3 separate regions of the Homo sapiens genome follow, and regions 2 and 3 are each linked to region 1. A link is a contact called in ENCODE Hi-C or POLR2A ChIA-PET data. All regions are on one chromosome and are shown on one strand. The core of a region is the stretch at or near the end of the contact, and the rest is flanking DNA. Distances in the headings are between cores, read along the strand shown. Region 1 overlaps PRKCB (protein kinase C beta). Region 2 has its middle 18 kb from the start of LINC02175. Region 3 overlaps ARHGAP17 (Rho GTPase activating protein 17).

Region 1 (2,587 bases), core at 30-2,529:
AGATTGCACCACTGCACTCCAGCCTGGGCGACAGAGCAAGACTCCGTCTCAAAAAAAAGAACTTTTAGAAGGAGAATGGAGTGAAGGGATGGATGCATGGATGGACAAATAGATAAACAGAAAAACGGATGATGAATAGAGAGGTGGGTGGATAAATGGAGGGATGGATGGATGAATAAATGAATGTATGTGGTGAATAGACAAATTTCCTACTGGATTTTCAAGCAGCCATCACACCTCCAAATGCCATATGTAAACACTGTGGATGTTGTATTCTCTGTAAAAAGGCTAACATTCTATCTATGGAATTTCACACAATTTCAATGAAGAGATTGGATGAATGAAGTCAAAGAATTCATGTTATTAGAGCAAATGCCAGAACATAAGGGACTTACCTTTGAAGGCGTCAGAGACAAACTTTTCAGCAGATCCCCCTATCTACCCAAGAATTAATTGAACTGCAGAGTTAAAAGGCCAGACCATATATTTTAAATTATACTTAGTAATTTAATGACCTGTATCTGAAAAGTAGCAAAAGAAGATGCGTATTGTGAAAATTATAACATATTGATCTACTTACATATATGTGTGTGTATACACGTGTGTGTGTGTGCATGTGTGATGGAAACAAAGAGACAGAGACAGAAGGATAAGCAGAGACAGAGAGAAGAGAGACCCCAACAGTACAAATGTGTATAAAATTATTTTCAAACCTTCAGTTAATCTTTTGACCAATTGCCTTCTTCTGTATCTTCTATTTTTTTTTTTTTTTTTTTTTTTTTTTGGCCTAGATACACTATAAACATGCTGCATCTGGTTGTGGGCAGTATCTCTGGAGTATCATTAGTGCTTGGAAATAATATATTTTTTAAAAATTATATCCTAAGAATCTATATATCATATCAGCTAGATTTTCAAAGGTCATATTTTCCATATTTACTTAGAAAGGCATTCTGTTGCCCAGTGACAAAGCTTCAGACTCCTCCTGAGTGCTCTACAGTGAAAAATGAATTCGTTGTTGCCTCTCCAACAAATCAGCCCTCCTTTTTAAGACTCAATGTTAACCCACTCAAAGATTCTTATTTCGATTGGGACATTGAGCCTGAAATCCCCCGTCAGGTGGTAAAAAAAAGAAAAAAGCCAAATCATCAAACACGAAGTCAAAAAGCCTCTGCCTTTTATTCACAGAGAAGCCCGCAGGACACATTTAGAATAAGCTAAAAGGTGAGTGGAGTTTGGCTCACAGGTCTCTGGGGTCTGCTTCTGGGAAGAAAGAGAAGTGAAACAATAGAAGTAACCTCTAAACTTGCAGCCTGACTTGGTGATTTTTTGAAAAAATGGACCTCTTTATGATTTTACTAAGAAAATTCAACCTGAAGTGCATGGGGCCATATTATAAGTTTCTAGGGAACACTGCCCAAAATAAAATTAACTTTTGATTCATTTTTTGTTATATAAATACACATATGCTATGCTAATCTACACATGTTAATTACCCACTAAAATAAACTTTATATTTGATAGGGTGAATATTGATAAAAACAAGAATGGTTGGATTCATGTCATGATTTGGGGTTTTTTAAGAATAATTTCAACTACAAGATTTAAAAACCTGTTTTCTAATCTACATGGGAAAAAGAAGAGCTGACTTACTCATTATCATCAATTCTAGCTTTCCATAGAAAATAAAATTAACCTTTTTTGTGATATAAAAAAGTGCAAACTTTTCTAGTCTACATGTGTTAATTACACACTAAAATAAACTTTGATTTGATAGGATTGATATTGATGAAAACAACAATAGTTGGAGTCATGTCAGACTTTGGGGTTTTTTAAGAATAATTTCAATTAGAAGATTTAAAAACATGTTTTCTAATCTACATGGGAAAAGGAAGAGCCAACTTACTCATTATAATCATCAATTCTAGCTTTTCATAGAAAATTTGTACACTGGGGTTTTTCTAGAGAGTCCATGGCAAGTTCAGATCTTTCTCAGAAGAAAAGACAATGCTAACCAGGCATGGGTTTCTGGGCCCAGACACTGAACTGAGCACTCACTGGTGTTACCCAATACCCAGGAAGAAATATACCCAAGAAGAGAAACTATCTAAGTACATGAAAGAGGCCTAGTCATTTAACAAGTTCCAGAATGAACTCCGTCCCACTTTGACACAGTTTCCTACAGCTAATCAAGTAATACTGATGGTCTCACTTAGAGTCATTGATACTTGCTGTGGCTATTTCTCATGCACCACCTCATTATTCTTCACCATAACCCTATGAGTTAGGTGCTATTATCCCCATTTTACAGATGAGGAGACCAAAGTTGCTGCTGGGGGACGACTTGCCCAAGGTCACACAGGGAGTAAGCGGCTCCATCAGAGATACATACCCAATTCTACTGGACTCCAACTCATTGCTAAGAATTCTGAATCTCTATATTTTATTGCCTCTCTATTTCTACCAAAGTCACTTCCTTTACAAAAACAACAAACACTTTGGGAGGCCAAAGCAGAATGAGACTCCTGGCTTGAGGCTGGCAGTTTGAGACCAGGCACAGGCAGCAAAGCAAGATCCACTATCTCTA
Region 2 (2,587 bases), core at 32-2,531, 1.2 Mb before region 1:
CTCCAGGGGCAATAACATGAATGGAGCTGACATCTCCCAAGATAATGATTTCTTCTTCTGGAATATTTCCTGAAGGACCTGCCTGAGGGCTTTTACAGTTAACTTTTTGTTAATAAGTAGTTGCTCTGGGTGAGTCAGCAAGTTGTTATTCTAAAATAACAATAAAAAGTACAGCATAGTAAATACATAAACCGTTAACACAGTTTTTTATCATGATCAAGTTTCATGTATTGTACATAATTGTATGTGTTACACTTTTATAGGACAGGCTGCACGGTAGGTTTGTTTACACCAGCATCCACATAAGCTCATGAGTGATGTACCGTGCTAAGACATTAGGACAGCTACGTCACTAGGTGATAAGATAATAGAGCTGAAAAATTCCCGTGGGACCGCCACCACCATATATGCGGGCAGCTGTTACCCGAAGGCATCACTGTACATGTATTTGAGATTGCAAAATTCAACTATGTTCAGCATTAAAATCTCAGATTTAGAATTTCAACTGCATGCTGCTTGTGGTCTGTAAGATATGGCACTACCTCCAACTTTAATTCTATTGTTCTTTTATACCTTTTAGTTTCATTTTTAGTTTCTATTTCCTGTTGGTTTTATTATTGGTTTATAAACGGAAGGCAGGAAGCAAAATCTTTTTTTTTTTTTTTTTTTTTTGAGACAGACTCTCATTCTGTCGCCCAGGCTGGAGTGCAGTGGCATGATCTTGGCTCACTGCAACCTCCATCTCCGGGGTTCAACTGATGCTCGTGCCTCAGCCTCCCGAGTAGCTGGGATTACAGGCACCCACCACCATGCCCGGCTAATTTTTGTACTTTTAGTAGAGACGGGTTTTCACCGTGTTGCCCAGGCTGGTCACAAACTCCTGGCCTCAAGTGATCCGCCCGCCTCAGCCTCCCAAAGTGCTGGGATTACAGGCATGAGTCACCACGCCTGGCCAGGAAGCAAAGTCTTAAGGGCAAAAGACGCTGTACTGAAACAGAGCTAGGCTTCGTCTCCCTTCCTCCTTTCAGGGCTGTTGCTAGTATACAGCTAATGTGCCAGGACTTAAATAGTAGCTGGGATTACAGGCACCCACCACCATGCCCGGCTAATTTTTGTATTTTTAGTAAAGACGGGGTTTCACCGTGTTGCCCAGGCTGGTCACGAACTCCCGACCTCAAGTGATCCGCCCGCCTCAGCCTCTCAAAGTGCTGGGATTACAGGCATGAGTCACCACGCCTGGCCAGGAAGCAGTCTTAAGGGCAAAAGACGCTGTACTGAAACAGAGCTAGGCTTCGTCTCCCTTCCTCCTTTCAGGTCTGTGGCTAGTATATAGTTAATGTGCCAGGACTTAAATGCTGAGTCACCTAAAAAGCTGAGCCTCAATCCTCAATAACCAGGAAGACTCATATAGGCTGCAATTCCCTTCCAGAGGAGACTGCCCGTGTTGCCTTTTGCTTTCATCTAATGTCTCTTTACTTTACAAAGAATAATATGATCTAAAATCTGTCTCTGTTGTAAGCAGTCACTGAATATTGGGCAAAGCATAAATGGCAAAGGGAGCAACATTCACACGAAGGTAAAAGAAATGGGGAAACCCAATCAGAAAATTCTCTTGGATCAATGTTCTGTATCTAACTCAACAAAAAGCCAGTAAATACAGAATATCATGCAAGATGCCACAGACCTGAGTAATACCAAAGTACTTTGGGAAAAGAATAAAACCCTTACCACGTATTGCAAATATTATATGGTTTGCCTGTACATTTTCTTAATGTATTTATTTTTCCTTTGTAGTAAGTGCATTTTGTGTTCTACTCACAAAATATCTGCCCACCCCATGGTTGCAAAGATATTCTCCCATGTTTTCATGTGTAAGATTTACGATTCTAGCTTTTATGTTTAGGTTTATGAACAATTACCAACTAATTTGTGTGTATGGCATGAGATGGGGTGAAGGTTAATTTCTTTCCTCATGTGAATATCCAGTTGATCTAGAATTATTCATTAAAAATAATTTCCTGGCTGGGCAGTGGCTCACACCTACAATCCCAATACTTTGGGAGGCTGAGGTGTGAGTACTGCTTGAGCCCAGGAGTTCGAGACCAACCTGGGCAACACAGTGAGACCCTGTCTCTACAAACAAAAAACAACAAAACATTAGCTGGACATGGAAGTACACACCTGCATTCCCAGCTACTTGGGAGGCTGAGGTGGGAGGATCACTTGAGCTCAGGAGGCTGGGGCTGCAGTGAGCCATGATCATACCACTGCATTCCATCTTGGGCGACAGAGGAAGACCCTCTCTTAAAAAAAAAAAAAAGAAATTAAATGACTTTCCTTCCTTCCACCAGAAAATTGACTTACTCGCTCTGGGCAAAAATCAACTGACAGTACGTATGCAGGTCTATTTCTGGACTCAGTTTCACTGATATATTTGTCTATTGTGATGTCAAGACCAATGTTTTGATTAGTGTAGCTTTATAGTAAGTCTTAAAATTAAGTGGTATAAAAAATTAGCAGTTTAAGTTCTCCAACTTTGCTCTTTTTTTTTTTTTTTTGCTATTCTAGATATTTTGCATTTCCATAT
Region 3 (2,587 bases), core at 56-2,555, 1.1 Mb before region 1:
ATTATAAGTAATATGTGTAAACTATCGTTTGGGTTATCAAATTAGTTACTGTCTGTTGACTTTCTGTTCTGATAAATGAGGGTTTAGGGCCCTTTCCCTCTGCTTCTGCTCCCCCCATCCTTTCAATACAGTTATAATTTTTCATTGTATTACTATTTGATATTTATATTATGTCCAATCAATTATTTGCAGCTGAGCATACTAGTTACTATGACTATCTTTATGTTTCCAGTGGACTTTTTGTTTTTCCTGAAGTTAATACTTGCCTCGTTTTTATGTTTGCTTTATTTTCTTTGTGGCTGTTGCAGCACTGTGCTCATAACTGTTTAACAACTGCCAAGCTCCTATTTGAATTGTTTGCAGTTGTTTATGTTTTTGATTTCAAGTACCAGTGTGAGGTTACTGAGCAAGGAGTTGGGAGAAGATGCACATGGTTGGTTGGTCTGAGTTGGCTCTAGCATACCTCTGAGCTATTACTAACTTTCCCACATCTGCTTATAGCCCACATTGGGATTGTAGAGCAAGTTCTTCTCTTCTTCTGTTATTTTTTAAAAAATAATTTGCTCTGAAAAAGGACATATTTGTTCTGATTCTCAGGTTGAATCTCTTTTTTTGAACTTGTGAAAATTTTAATAGGCCTTGAGACTTCTCTGTGTATACTCGTACTTACAGAAGGAAGTCATTTTAGAGTTGAGGTGGATTCTGTGAGAGGTATACAGGGCCCTGTCCAGATTTGGGGGTTTTGGCTAGGGAAGAAAGGCAAAAGTTACCCATTCCCTGGTGGCATTTTGCTAAAGGAGGGATGAGGCATTGGCGAGAGGAATGGGGGCGTCTAATGGTGAAACTATGACGATCTCATGCCAGGTGTGTTCTTGCTAGGCTGACTGTCAGGTTTCTTTTTGAGTCTGGTTCTTTGACCTCATGGTCAGCTGGGGCCCTGCTTCCCTTCCCTAACTGGTATGACTACCTGTGTTTGGCTCTTCAGCAATGCCTGGCACCTTGCTTGCCAAGCAAGGTCTAGGGTAGCATATGTTGGCCTGTTGCTGGTGGAACCTTTTCATAGAGTTGAAAATTGGCTGCCTCTGGAAGCTGGGGCCTTGGCTTTGTCTCTAGGCCCTGATCCTCTGGCCCTGGGAAGTATTTGAGTCAGGTCAGCATTCCAGTTTCCTGCAGAAACTGGTGAGTGAGCCACCCTGTAGGCATCTCCAGGTTGACTGGGACAGTGCCATGATGACAAGTGTTAGAATCCCCCATGGCAATGCCCTGTTCTGGCTAACGTGCCATTGCCTTAAGTGTAGACTGGAGGAGCTGTGCGCTTCTTTCCCTTGCCCACAGTTGGCACTACTCTGAGCTTAGCAGCATTTCGAGGTCATTCTAGGGGTCTCATTTACTTTCTGGCCCAAGAGCTTTTCCTGCTCTTGCATTGGTTCCCGGCCAAGATCATACAATCCCTGTTCTGAATTTCCGGTTCATTGACAGCCTTCCCCTGACTCCCTTCACTGTTCAGAGCTGAAACATACTTTTTCTTTCTCTTTTAAAAATTTCCTTCACGCCAGGCGCGGTGGCTCACGCATGTAATCCCAGCACTTTGGGAGGCCAAGGTGGGCGGATTACTTGAGGTCAGGAGTTCGGGACCAGCCTGGCCAACATGGCAAAACCCTGTCTCTTCTAAAAATACAAAAATTAGCTGGGCGAAGTGGCACGTGCCTATAATTCCAGCTACTCGGGAGGCTAAGGCACGAGAATCGCTTGAATCCGGGAGGTGGAGGTTGCAGTGAGCTGAGATCACACCACTGCAGTCCAGTCTGGGCAACAGAATGAGACTCTGTCTCAAATAATAATAATAATAATAATAAAATAAAAATTATTATGGTCTGACAGTTGAGACTCCGCCAGCTCGGAATGCCCCCTTCTGATTGCTGGCCACCGTGTTGGTTTAATGGAAGGGTTGATGAAATTAGTAGTAGTTCAAAGCATAGCAGAGAAAGTTGTGGAAACACTTAGTTTCTTTTCAAAGTAAGGATGGAGAGGAAATTTGAAGGAGGAACTAATTGTTATTGTGTGTGGTGGTCTAGGCTTGCATCTTTGCATAACGTTTCTGGTTGTGAACTGAAGTTTAAGCTTCTGTAGAACAGTGTTTTCTCAAAGCCATGTCTCTAGACCTCCTGCAATGGAATTCTGAGCAAGGAGTGGCTGTTAAAAATGCAGGGTCTATTGAATTAGAATAGAATATCCAGAGGGACCTGGGAAATGGCATTTTATATCAGCACCTGCTGCCCTTGGTGATTCTGTGCCTGCTCAAATTTGAGAACCACTACTCAGGATCATTTGTTCTTGTTTTGGGCTGCTATTCCCCACAAAGTTTTGCTTAGTTATTTTTCTTTGGTTTTGCTTAAATTGCTCTCTGATGTAAAAATTGGTAAACTGCCCCTGCCAACCCTTCTAAATTTATTTCTGCCTGTTTTGCTTTAAACTCCAGGCTAATAATTATTAAATTTTAGGAGTTGCCTTTCATTTTTGGATTTCTAACTCTGAATTTTTAATTTTTCCCACAGAGCTGAGAAAACAGAAGTCCTTAGTGAAGATC

What was found. Hi-C counts contacts between places; a loop is a spot of excess contacts on that map. ChIA-PET counts read pairs that join two places held with the same protein, here RNA polymerase II (POLR2A). Pooled maps may share reads with other maps.
Region 2: a map with no recorded cell type shows a loop between it and region 1 (4-fold over the local background). The contact joins two enhancer-like sites. A Hi-C loop is called at or near these places in 2 of 37 single-sample maps with no recorded cell type and 3 of 50 pooled maps.
Region 3: a map with no recorded cell type shows a loop between it and region 1 (6-fold over the local background). The contact joins two enhancer-like sites. A Hi-C loop is called at or near these places in 3 of 37 single-sample maps with no recorded cell type and 2 of 50 pooled maps. POLR2A ChIA-PET finds 5 or more read pairs at or near these places in 1 of 52 experiments (OCI-LY7).

What each region holds. Positions count from the first base shown.
Region 1 is chr16:23,841,988-23,844,574 of GRCh38, reverse strand. The region is part of intron 2 of PRKCB (protein kinase C beta); the gene reads right to left. Among named protein-coding and RNA genes, the nearest start is that of PRKCB, 7.3 kb to the right of the region's middle. RefSeq lists an enhancer at 2,358-2,407. Within about 2 kb of position 1,279, at least 3 of the 41 ENCODE cell types and tissues checked have a DNase peak (open chromatin) inside an H3K27ac peak, as active enhancers do; they include OCI-LY7, where a contact is called at or near this core.
Region 2 is chr16:25,047,470-25,050,056 of GRCh38, reverse strand. No RefSeq gene overlaps it. Among named protein-coding and RNA genes, the nearest start is that of LINC02175, 18 kb to the left of the region's middle. RefSeq lists a silencer at 235-529. Within about 2 kb of position 1,281, at least 41 of the 41 ENCODE cell types and tissues checked have a DNase peak (open chromatin) inside an H3K27ac peak, as active enhancers do.
Region 3 is chr16:24,978,974-24,981,560 of GRCh38, reverse strand. ARHGAP17 (Rho GTPase activating protein 17) reads left to right here. Exons shown (of 20, transcript NM_001006634.3): 2 at 2,556-2,587. Among named protein-coding and RNA genes, the nearest start is that of ARHGAP17, 35 kb to the left of the region's middle. Within about 2 kb of position 1,305, at least 12 of the 41 ENCODE cell types and tissues checked have a DNase peak (open chromatin) inside an H3K27ac peak, as active enhancers do; they include OCI-LY7, where a contact is called at or near this core.